2 separate regions of the Homo sapiens genome follow, and region 1 is linked to region 2. A link is a contact called in ENCODE Hi-C or POLR2A ChIA-PET data. All regions are on one chromosome and are shown on one strand. Each heading gives the region's core, a stretch centred on a gene start or an enhancer-like site at or near the end of the contact. The rest is flanking DNA. Distances are from core to core; before and after follow the strand shown. Region 1 holds the start of TNKS2 (tankyrase 2). Region 2 holds the start of PANK1-AS1 (PANK1 antisense RNA 1).

Evidence for each region. Hi-C counts contacts between places; a loop is a spot of excess contacts on that map. ChIA-PET counts read pairs that join two places held with the same protein, here RNA polymerase II (POLR2A). Pooled maps may share reads with other maps.
Region 1: a loop to region 2 is called in a pooled map, with 11 times the contacts of the local background. The contact joins the promoter of TNKS2 here to the promoter of PANK1-AS1 in region 2. A Hi-C loop is called at or near these places in 1 of 37 single-sample maps with no recorded cell type and 10 of 50 pooled maps. POLR2A ChIA-PET finds 5 or more read pairs at or near these places in 1 of 52 experiments (H1).

The regions. Positions count from the first base shown.
Region 1 is chr10:91,797,096-91,800,519 of GRCh38, forward strand. TNKS2 (tankyrase 2) reads left to right here and starts at 1,331. Exons shown (of 27, transcript NM_025235.4): 1 at 1,331-1,794. The coding sequence starts at 1,596. TNKS2-DT (TNKS2 divergent transcript) reads right to left here and starts at 1,196. Exons shown (of 2, transcript NR_108071.1): 1 at 1,142-1,196. RefSeq lists an enhancer at 1,040-1,209 and a silencer at 1,290-1,699.
Region 2 is chr10:89,642,356-89,645,570 of GRCh38, forward strand. PANK1-AS1 (PANK1 antisense RNA 1) reads left to right here and starts at 1,759. Exons shown (of 5, transcript NR_184344.1): 1 at 1,759-1,844. PANK1 (pantothenate kinase 1) reads right to left here and starts at 2,887. Exons shown (of 7, transcript NM_148977.3): 1 at 2,245-2,887. The coding sequence starts at 2,536. RefSeq lists silencers at 1,661-1,710, 2,411-2,890.

The DNA.
Region 1 (3,424 bases), core at 81-2,580, 2.2 Mb after region 2:
TGTGTTTAAGGGAACAGATAGGCCCCAGGAGAGGGAGAGAGATGGCAGAGTAGCCTGTCAGTGGGGCAGTCAGAACATACACATTTATTGATTGATTGCTGTCTTCTATGGGTGTGGTTTGTGGTGCCTCAAAACAATTACAACAGTGATTTCAACTTATCACTGATCATAGATCACCATAGCAGATTTATGGGAAGAAAAATGATAAACGCAATCATATTGGTAGTGTTCTAGTCCTAGGTTCGTTCATGCATGTTCATGTTATTGATAAGCACCATAACTTCAATTTCATATGTATAAAAATGCTCAAAAAAGTGTACATCCTCTTTTAGCACTGTAGTGAGTCAACATTCCCCAACAAAAACTGGATTTCCTGAAAAACAGGTTAAGGTAGGAGGTTGGGGGGGGGATGCTTTTCAGAATGGCAAAGGTCAACATGTATCATCTTCTGTAAGTAAAATGTATGTATAGGCATACCTTTCTTTCAGTTTAAGACAAGGGGGTGTAGTGGGGAATTATCGTGTAAAACTACACCAGTATCTTAAGCATGAAAATCAATTATATGCTTTTCTTTTGTTTGTTGGTCAAAGAAAAAGATTATAACTCAGAAAACTTTCTTGGAGATGCGTATGCTCAGTGTATCCAAACTTTAGGCATGTCAGGTACAATATTGATTTACAAAAAGTTCCTCTAATCAATCCTGAGCTAATAACTTACTGTGGAAAGAGTAATTGATCAGAGCCATCCCTCCAATTGGAGTCAACTTCCATGACTGTTCGGATTTCCTTTATTTTGGGGGCAGTTCATCCAAACTTCTATTAAACGGCAACTAGTTCACTTTTGAGAAGTGGTTTACAAGAAACAACAACAACAACAACAAAGCAGTTGCGGAGGAAAGAAAAGAGACAAAGTAAAAAAAACGGAAAAGAAATCTCCCAGGAGAAAGGGATGTGGAAGCTGAAAACACGGACAATTTCCACAGTAAGACTTCCAAAAGAATGTGCAAGATCCGAGCAAAACTTTCAAGGGCTCTTTTTCAGTGTAATGGTAGTGAGAAAGTTCAGCCTGGAAAGCCCAGGGCTTAAAACAACAACAACAAAAAACACAATATGCAGGATCGTTCGGCTTCAGCAGAACCCACCGCAAAGATGGCGGTGGGACGAAGCCCCTTCTCCCGCCGCCGAAGCCTCTCGCCTCACATTTCCCACAAACCCTTCGCGCCGCCTCGCTAGCCGAAACCTGCCCAGCCGGTGCCCGGCCACTGCGCACGCGCGGGACGACGTCACGTGCGCTCCCGGGGCTGGACGGAGCTGGCAGGAGGGGCCTTGCCAGCTTCCGCCGCCGCGTCGTTTCAGGACCCGGACGGCGGATTCGCGCTGCCTCCGCCGCCGCGGGGCAGCCGGGGGGCAGGGAGCCCAGCGAGGGGCGCGCGTGGGCGCGGCCATGGGACTGCGCCGGATCCGGTGACAGCAGGGAGCCAAGCGGCCCGGGCCCTGAGCGCGTCTTCTCCGGGGGGCCTCGCCCTCCTGCTCGCGGGGCCGGGGCTCCTGCTCCGGTTGCTGGCGCTGTTGCTGGCTGTGGCGGCGGCCAGGATCATGTCGGGTCGCCGCTGCGCCGGCGGGGGAGCGGCCTGCGCGAGCGCCGCGGCCGAGGCCGTGGAGCCGGCCGCCCGAGAGCTGTTCGAGGCGTGCCGCAACGGGGACGTGGAACGAGTCAAGAGGCTGGTGACGCCTGAGAAGGTGAACAGCCGCGACACGGCGGGCAGGAAATCCACCCCGCTGCACTTCGCCGCAGGTAACCGGGGCCAGCGTCCCCTCGCCTCGCTCCAGACCCCACCTGCGCAGCCGGGGCCCACAGGTCTGAAACCAGTGCTCCTCCGCCTCCCGACCTTTCTCCAGGACTCTGGTCCTGGTGATCTCGCTCTCTTCCAGTGGGGACTAAGGAGATTAGGGGTAGGGTGAGCGTGCCACACTCGCTGGAAGTTTTTTGTTTTGTCTTGGTTTGGTTTTTTTGCCAGGTGTTGGGGGTGGTTTGGGGTTTTGGCTTTGTTTTGTTTTACAGTATCAACAATACCTGTACCAACTTCCGGTCTTGTTACCCTAGAAGGCCTCTACACACAAGAAAGAGTAGGGGACGTAGTTGATAGACCTTATGATTTAAAAGGTCAGTTACCTCCAAAATTTTTCGTTCTTGCAAGTTCCATTTGGGTTAAGGTCTTGAAGGACTTTGTAAAATACAAGGATGTAATTTAGGAGGAGTAGCTTAATAGGACGTTGACACATTAGCGTTAATTGGTTTATCAGAATAGCCAATCATTACCAAGTTTCTGGAGTGACTAGAACGGGAAATAGGCAAGTTTGGGAGAACTGAAACCTGACTTAGGCTGGGTGCGGGAAGCCTTAGACACACACACATACAAGTTGGGCGGAAAGTGGTAGTATAAGAGAAAAGATAGTGCAAGTACTTTAGCTTGAATCTAGAATTTAAGTTGGGACTAACCTTGCTTCATTCTGAAATTTAGATCGTTTGAATTACATTATTTTAATATTTATTAGGTTCACTTTATGATTTAAGCATATTAAATTTAGTCGAAAAATTTAAAAGAGCCATAGATGGGATATTCAGCTTATTCCCATAAAGCATGCATGCTGTTCACTTGTAGGAAAGATGATGACTGTTTCTAACTTCAGGTGAGTCATGCGTGATTGAAAATGGGAGTACCTCCTCTTACCTCTGACAATCCTGGTTTTTTGTTTTGTGTATTTCATGATTGTTTAAAACAATTTTTTGAAAAATCGGGGAATACCTTTTAAAGTACTCCTGTTCTTTTGGGGCTAGATTGATGAAGAGAAAAGGAGCAGTGAGAAATATTTCCTCTTTCACAGATATTACTTTTACACTTTCTACCAATTGGAGATTTGTTCGCTTTAACCTGTTCCAGATTTTAAATGTAAATACTACCAGGAGGTATGCTTTTTTGATCAATTGCACCTTTGTTGGATTTCCATTGGGGAGTCTTTTAAAAAGAAGAAAGTTTAGGGAACCTAGGTGGGAGAACTAGAAACGGTTTGTGGGCAATGGAAAGAGAAGGAAGAATACTTAAGTCAAACACACCTAGTTAGCCTTTTTGCCCGAAATTTCGGTGGTAAGTGCTGCCGTTCTTCAGCTAATTTAGGTTGTCCTGTTTGACCATGTAGTCAACATTTAAACAACTCATTTGGCAAACTGTCACGATCAACTGATACATAAGCCAAAGGGTAGGGTTACTTAGATTCTGTTCACTTGATCTGTGGGATAAAAATAACCAAGAAAGATCTTAGTTGCTACCTTTCAAGAATTTGGTGTATTAGTGAGTTCATATCTGAAAATAGTAATATTTAGAGGTGTAAGATTATGTTATTAGATCCTCAGTGACCTTGTTCCT
Region 2 (3,215 bases), core at 509-3,008:
AAGTGTTAACACTGGCTATCTTAACACACATCTTGTTGGGACAGAGGCCAAACTGTTGTAACTGACCAGGAGGAAATAATTATGTGTCTAGCTTGATGCTTCGCCACCAGCACACACTAAAGTTTGCGTTTAAAGCACACAACTACTCTTTGCAAAAATCGTTCCTGTAAAATCTGTCAGTCATCAGCAAATAGGAATAAGCTTAGAGTATGTAAATACTCACAGAGTACCTAAATATTCCTCTTAGAGTACCTAATTCCTCTTAGAGTAACTAAATATCAACTGATTGGACAATATTCTTTTTATAAAGATATGTGAATGTCAATAGGCAAGGCACAAAGATATTAAGTTAAGCCATTTTTAACTAAGAAATTTTGGTAGTGAAAAGGCCAGATGTGACTCCTAGGAACATGTAAAATTTATTTCAGACATGATTGTTCAAATCTGAGAGAAGAAAACATGGTAAATAATGTAAATCCAATTTTGACGAACCGTTTTTTAAAAATTATAAGTAACAATCGTGGTCATGAAACTTAAAACAACTAGGATTTTTATTCTGTAAGAAACATAAACCACTTTAATTTCTGATACAAAGCACACAGGCAGATAGTTACATTTTCTTGTATTTTAAAATAATTTCTGTGGGTTTGCAAGCACAAGTTAAGGCTCAGGTTAGTTTTTCTCTGTCTTCAAGATATTCCTAGAGGGTGTATTTTCAATTCCTCAGAAGTTATTTCAAGAGGTGTTATATCCTCAATTAAACATAGAAGATTAAGCTAGAAGCTCCCTTTCATTATATTTTAGCTATTTTCATTGCAAACTCTAGTACAATCTGTCAATGTAGATAAGAGAAATAACTGAAGTATAGCTTCAAAATAAGTGAAACAGGTTTATAAATCACAGGTAATCAATATTAAGTCCTGACTTTTAAAATATTAATACTAATGAAAGTCATTTTCTAACAAGTATCAAAAACAAAAGCAAATAAAAATTCAGGTGCTAGATTACAACCTTACACCTTACAACTGTAGCCAAATCTGCTGTTTGGCTTTAAAGTTCCACACAAAATCTTAACCTACAAATTTAACATTTCAAACCCACAAAATACAAGTACCAGAGTCACCCACAGTCATGTCAAAGGGCTTTCCAAGGTCTTAGAAACCTTAATCCAATACAGAAAAGCTAAGAGTCAAAAAGACATAGAAACAGGGAAAAGTGAAGGTGTTATTTGCCAAACATTAAACTTTCACAGAAATCCAAAACCTACTTAACAATTTCCCTATATCGAACAGCATAACCTCTATGCAAATGCAGTCATTTATTAGCATTTACTGTACTTACTTTGCTTTTTGCCATTTATAAGCTTCATTAAAGACACCCACAAAGAAGTAACCAGTTGAATGAGCTTCAGTCAAGAAAAACCAGCTGTAAACTCGACCTACAAATTTACATCCCACAGCGTCCTGTGGGGAAGGTACACTTTACAAACTACCATTATATATACAAGCTTTAGATTGTGAAATAATGCACTTCGGCTTTCTCCGGTGTACATTACAATTACAAACCCTCAACTCAACCTCCCCCTTCGTTGAAAAAAAAAATCCACCTCCAATCCTCATTGGTCCACATAGTTCCGGCCCACATGGTATCAGTGGGTGTGTCCCTCCCAAAAAACCCTCTCATTGGCCGTGAAGAAACAGCTTCTAATAGGCTGTGATTTTGGGGGGTAGTTAAACTCCACGCCTCCAGACTTGCGCTCTCCAATAGACCCGAGACGCTGCTGGCTACTCTGTGATTCAAAGGGCAGGCAACCCCAGTAGGACGCGCTCAGAGAAGCGAGAGGGGTGAGAAAGGAGAGAGCACCCTCGGTGTGCCGCCCACTTTATCCTCACTCCTGGACCCCAGCAAATGTTCACACACCTGCGTTTTCCCAGCCACCAATTAGAAGGGCGGACAGAGCGTTCGCTTATTATATATCCTTGACCTAGGGACCCGCTCAAGCTTCGTGTCCAATCCTCGTTCTACTGATAGAAGCGAGCAAAGGGCAGGCTCAGGCAAAGACCTGTAGTGCTTGATGTCCCCTAGGAAAAGAATCAGTCCCGGGAACCTACTCTGTGCAGTCCCTCGACCGCAGACGCGGGGGCGCACGGGGCGTGCTGCGGCGCCTGCCTCAGCCGCTCCCAGTCCCGGGCCCCGCACGCTGCGTCTGCCTTGCGCCCGCGCTCCCCTCCCAGCGGGACTTACGCGGCCTGTTCTTTCTCCCCGAGTCCATCCTCCTCCGCAGCCGGCATTTCTTGGCCGGGGAGTCATGCTGAGGGAGCAGTGGCTGCGGCTGCAGCTCCGGCAGGAGCGGGAGGCGCTGGGGCGCCGCGTCGCTGCCGCCCACTGGACCCCGGCTGCAGACGTGCGGCGGCTGGACTGGCGGCGGATGGAAGCCGTTGTGCAGCAGCCCGTTCACAGCGGCGGCGCTGGTGCCCACGGGGGCCCCTGGAGAGTGCGGGACCGAGCGCTCCTGCTGCCCGCTGCGGTCGCCCATGCCGGGGGCTGGCGGGGCTGTGCGCGGGCCCCGGCTCAGGCGGCCTCGCTGGAGGTCATTCTCCGGCGTCTTTATTTCCCCGGATCCTCCCTGCGGCTTCCGATTCAGCAGCCGCAGAGCCGGCGCCTGGGGATGGCGAACCCGGCGCTCCTCCCCTCCTCCTGCCGACTCCCCCACCTCCTCTGCGCCCTGCCCCCCGCGCGCCGGCCCCACGGCGCCGGCCTGGAGCACGCCAGCCCCGGGCGCGGAATCGGGGATCCCCGCGCACCCCCAGCCGGGGCTCCCGCCGCCCGCCTTCCCCTGATCCCCAGGCCGCGCGACTTCAAACGCGGCTTCCTCGCCTCCCAGACTGGTCCCCGCCACTGAGCATGCCCAGTCCTGCCCGCCACCGCCACCGACGAGTTTCAACATGGGGAATCAAGTTCTCTGGGCTTGCAGAGAGGAGATGGGCGGGTTGGGCTTTGTATGGCGATGTGAAAACCAGATGGGTCTGGGAGAGACAGCGAAAGGAGCGAACCGTTTCAGGAGGAATACGGGAGGAAGACAATTATTTGCAGAGGTGTCAGGTTTGCTAATCCTGTCCCCAGTGAGCAAGATACCTTTGCAAGGTCATTCACGTTACCCTCCCCGCTTTGTGAGTGTGTGCTTACGCGCGCGCGCGTGTGTGCCTGTGCGTTTG